2 separate regions of the Homo sapiens genome follow, and region 2 is linked to region 1. A link is an interaction called in ENCODE POLR2A ChIA-PET data of the cell type or tissue named here. Cell type or tissue: Panc1. All regions are shown on one strand. Region 1 has its middle 12 kb from the start of MTX3. Region 2 overlaps CKMT2-AS1 (CKMT2 antisense RNA 1).

Region 1 (2,500 bases):
TCTCCATTTTGCAGGAGAAAACCAAAACCCTAAATCAACCCTGAATGACACCTGAAAAACCTGGCTTCTAGTTTCAGCTCAGTCATGGTGGATGGGGTTCCCTGCGAAAGCTACTGTCAAATGTGGAAACTGAGGAATCTGACTAGGAGATTTTCAGAACCCTTTTGGCTGTAACGCTTAGTTCCCTTTATCTTCATTCACCTCTCTGGCCCTGAATCATGCAGGTCACATTAGCAACATCCCAAGTATGAATGACCCTCCCTACTACTTACTACCAGATCCTCGCTGTGCTCAGCTACACTTTTAATTTTAAAGAAACAGACTTGTAGAAAAATGTTTAAAACCCGGGATACATGAAGAGCTTCTCCAGAACCTCTCAACAAGCGGCTTTTGATGATAAATACCAGATGCTATAGAGGACGATTAACTATGCAGACAACTTGCATGTAAATTATACAGTAACATAAGAAGGGGGTCTTCAGAGATATGGGATTTCATTTTGAATTTGGCGAAGGCATCTGCTTCTGTCCCCAAAGGGGAGTAGTTTAGAGCTGCTTTAGGTTCATTCATACATATATACTCATTGTTTTTGTTCTTTTCTTCTTGAGGGAATTGCAGGTGCTCTTTTTTTCTTTTTTCTACTGGAAGAACTGCTTTATGTTGGCTGGAGCTGTTTTGTGGCTGGGAAGTAGAGATGAGAATACCATGGCAGCTGCTTGAACCATTTGGTGAGAAACAGGTAGAGAGCTACTCAATCAGGGTAAGAATTGATAAGGAAAACAGCATGATGTGACCTCTAACCTAACCCTTCCAAAAGCTCACTAGGTTCAAAACCATTCCTTCCCTTTTTCTCTCTCTCCCTACTTACTTCTCCTCTTCTTCTCATCCTCTGCCCCTCTGATCTCTTTCTTGCGCCCTCTCATTTCCCTAAATATTGCCCGAATCTCCAATTCACTTTTAAAAGTTTATGAAATGTTTGTAGTATTTAGGCATTTATAAAGGTATAAGGAATAACTCCAGAAACATTAGTTCCTACTACTTAAGTTTGCAGTATTCAAACTGCAAATTACTGAAGCCTCTCCTATATCCCTCTCTTAATAATATCGATTCCCCTACCCTTTCTCCATCCCAGGAGTTAACCACAATATTCTACTTGCCACCCACTCACCTGTAACAGATCATAATATGGAATTTTAAGAAAACACACTTGTTCCTTAGTGAAAAATGTATATTCCCTGTTCTGTTAAGAATCAGGGAATTTAGTTAAAATTTTAAAGAGAAAGACAACATGTTTTTGTTTTTTTTTTTTTCAAATGATCTTTCGTTAACATAACAGTTCCTCTACCCACCTCCTGCTGTAAGGGGTATGCACTAATTAAGTTTCCCAGCACCATCAATGCTATTTTGTTCAGAAGTCTTTTTCTGATTCTGTGTAAATTTTAGACTCTTTTATTTTGTTCTTAGGTTTTCCTTTTTTTTTTTTTTTTTCTCCCTTCTGGAGTTTCCTCAGCTGTCCAGTGTTTCTCTACTATCTCCAATTACAGGACTCACCACAATGCCATTTACTGCTTGGACAATTTCTTCTTGAATATGAAATGCTCTCTCTCCCTGCACTCTGCACCAAGTGATTACAGTTGACTTTCTCTGCACCCTTTCTATTTAAAAGATTTGATGAAAAAGCATGAACATCGTTCACATTAGGATAGAGCATGGGGGTCACTGGGAGGGGACTTCCCAGCTTTTCCGAGGCAGCATGACTGTTATACAAGGCAAAGGTCTTTGGTCTCCTGTTTCTTTTTGGGACATGCTAATGGGTTAGGGGCAGGAGAGTCATCCTTAGTGACTGGGTCTCCCCTGACATCCATTGAGGGTATGTCAGTCTCCAATGCTAGGGCTAGGAGAAACCTCTGTTTTCATTAGGCCCAGCAGATGTGTCTTGGTAGAGGTGCCCTTGAGGTAGTGTGGCCTCAGATTCACATCTTTGTCAGGCAGCTACTGAAGGTAGTGGTTAGATACCAAAGAACAAAACGCCTGTTGTAGGGTACCCACCAGTGTAACCCCAGTATTAGATGCTGGTCAGTTTGTCATTTCACTATTAATGATAGTTAACAAAAGCAGACTGCATGGTATGGTATAAAATATGGGACTAGAAAATGTCTAATCATTGGACTCAAAGTTCAAATTGAAAATAGAGATACTACACTGGCTTTTTCCAAATAATGCTTTTATTATCTTCCAAATTAGTATTGTTTTTCTTCTTATAACTTATTTACATCTTTGGTAAATGGTTAATTTGAAGAATGTCTATGAAGTAAATATGGTTTAATGTAAAAATCATGGCTTTGGAGACAAACAGAACTGGGCAAAAATCCTCATGTAATCACTTTTTGAAACAAGATATTTACCCTTGGTGCCTCCAACTCCAAATTCCTTTGTGTGGGTAAATAGGCCTCTGACTGTGCCTGCAGTCTTATTTCTCATCATTATCTACCGCTCACTT
Region 2 (2,500 bases), 1.3 Mb before region 1:
GATTTGCTTCAAGATTTAGAGCTCCTTTTAACAGTTCTTGTAGTGCTGGGTTGGTAGTGGCAAATTATCTCAGCATTTGTTTGTTTGAAAAAGACTGTCTTTCATTTAGGAAGCTTATACAAAATTCTTGGCTGATAATTGTTTTGTTTAAGGAGGCTAAAGATAGGACCCCAATCCCTTGCTGCTACTCTGATAGGTTTTCCCTTATAGGTTACCTGATGCTTTTGCCTCACAGCTCTTAAGATTTCTTCCTTCGTCTTGACTTAGGTAACCTGATGACTCTGTGCCTAGGCAATGATCTTTCTAAAATGAATTTCCCAGGTGTTCTTTGAGCTTCTTGTATTTGGGTGTCTAGATCTCTAGCAAGGCAGGGGAAGTTTTTCCTTGATTATTTCCTCAAATATGTTTTCTAAACTTTTAGATTTATCTTCTTCCTCAGGAATACCAAGTATTCTTAGGTTTGGTTGTTTAACATAATCCCAAACTTCTTGGAGGCTTTGTTCATTTTTTAAAATTCTCTTTTGTTTGTCTGTGTTGGATTGGGTTAATTCAAAAGCCTTGTCTTTGAGCTCTGAAGTTCTTTCTTCTATTTGTTTGATTCTATTGCTGAGACTTTCCATTGTATTTTGTATTTCTCTAAGTGCATCCTTCATTTCCAGGAGTTGTGATTGTTTTTTATTTATGGTACTTCTCTGGAGATTTTCTCATCCATATCCTGTAACATTTTAAAAATTTCTTTAAGTTGGTATTCACCTTTCTCTGGTGTCTCCTTGAGTAGCTTAATAATCGACCTTCTGAATTATTTTTCTGGCAATTCAGAGATTTCTTTTTGGTTTGGATTCATTGCTGGTGAGCTAGTGTGATCTTTTGGGAGTATTAAGAACCTTGTTTTATCATATTACCAGGATTGTTTTTCTGGTTCCTTCTCATTTGTGTAGACTATGTCAGAGGGAAGATTTGGGGCTGAAGGCTGCTATTCAGATTCTTTTGTCCCACAGGGTGCTCCCTTGATGTGGTGCTCTCCCTCTTCCCTTAGGGATGTGGCTTCCTGAGAGGCAAACTGCAGTGACTGTTATTTCTCTTCTGGATCTAGCCACCCAGCAGAGCTAATAGGCTCTAGCCTGGTACTGGGGAGTGTCTGCAAAGAGTCCTGTGATGTGATCTGTCTTCAGATCTCTCAGCCATGGATACCAGCACCTGCTCTGGTGGAGGTAGCAGGGGGTGAAATGGACTCTGTGAGGGTCCTTGGTTGTATTTTTGTTTAGTGTGCTAGTTTTGTGTTGATTGGCCTCTAGCCAGGAGGTGGCACTTTCAAGAGAGCATCAGCTGCAGTAGTATAGGGAGAACCAGGCAGTGGGCGGGGCCATAGAGCTCCCAAGAGATTATGTCCTTTGTGTTTGGCTACCAGGGCAGATAGAGAAAGACCATCAGGTGGGGGCAGGGTTAGGTGTGTCTGAGCTCAGACTTTCCTTGGGTGGGGGTTGCTGCAGCTGCTGTGGGGTACGGGGGTGTGGTTCTCAGGCCAATGAAGTTATGTTTCCAGGAGGATTATGGCTGCCTTTGCTTTGTCGTGCATGTTACCGGGGAAGTGGGGGAAAGCTGGCAGTTACAGGCGTTACCAGCTCCCATGCAACCCAAGAGGCCCGGTTGCCCCATCCCCAGCTGCGCTGTTTATTTCCAGGCAGCGGGTGAGTAGGGCTGAGAACTTGCCGCAGGCTCCATGCCTCCCGACTGAGGAAGCAAGCAAGGCTTTCAGATTTCATGCCTCCCTGCCTGCCACAGCTTCTGTGCTTGTATCTGCACTGCCTGTTTGTCCCCTCCCCAGGTTCTATCCAGGAGACTTTGTGTTTGGTCAAAATTGTTACAAAGTTCAGCTGGAAATTTCCTTCTCCTTGTGGTCTTTCCCCAATTTCACTGGCAGCCCTCCCCAAGGATACCTGAGAGACAGAGTCAGAAATGGCTTCCCTGGGGATGGAAAGTTACTCACAGGGCTCTTCCTGTTGCTTCCCCTACCCCTGTATTTGGCTCAGCTCTCTAAATTTGTCTCAGCTCCCAGGCAAGGTCAAATTCTTCTGTGATCTGGACCTTCAGGTTCCCCAATGAAGATGTGTGTTTGGGGGCAAATGATCCCCCTTTCACACTTTCACACCTTGGGCACTCACAGTTTTCTGGCTGTCTCCCAGAGCCTGCAGCCTGCCTGTTTGTGTACTGGGTTCTAATGTAAAATATATTTCTTCCCATAGGTTACAGTAAAAGGAAAAAAAAAAAAGTCACTGCCTTATTTAATCATCATAAAAACTTCATAAGGCAGGAATTCTCTCCATTTTACAAATGAAACCAAGACTATTGAGTTAAATAATTTACCTTTGGTCATGTAGCTGGTTAGTGGTTGAGCCTGAATTTCATGCAAATTTTTTGACCTCAAAATAACTTCTTTTTGGGCTGGGCACAGTGGCTCATGCCTGTTATCCCAGCACTTTGGGAGGCCAAGGCCGGAGGA

Evidence for each region. Peaks named below come from ENCODE experiments on the same cell type or tissue, not always from the same donor. Only the 100,000 strongest peaks of a DNase experiment are listed, where the experiment ranks them.
Region 2: POLR2A ChIA-PET joins it to region 1 with 9 read pairs; 2 of 35 experiments call an interaction of 5 or more read pairs at or near these places.

What each region holds. Positions count from the first base shown.
Region 1 is chr5:80,001,734-80,004,233 of GRCh38, reverse strand. It overlaps a transcript of THBS4 not described here. Among named protein-coding and RNA genes, the nearest start is that of MTX3, 12 kb to the right of the region's middle. In Panc1, no CTCF peak of the experiment used is centred here; no DNase peak of the experiment used is centred here; H3K27me3 peaks cover 677 bases.
Region 2 is chr5:81,269,438-81,271,937 of GRCh38, reverse strand. The region is part of intron 1 of CKMT2-AS1 (CKMT2 antisense RNA 1); the gene reads left to right. Among named protein-coding and RNA genes, the nearest start is that of CKMT2-AS1, 31 kb to the left of the region's middle. RefSeq lists enhancers at 1,106-1,656, 1,657-2,209, 2,286-2,500. In Panc1, no CTCF peak of the experiment used is centred here; no DNase peak of the experiment used is centred here; H3K27ac peaks cover 1,039 bases.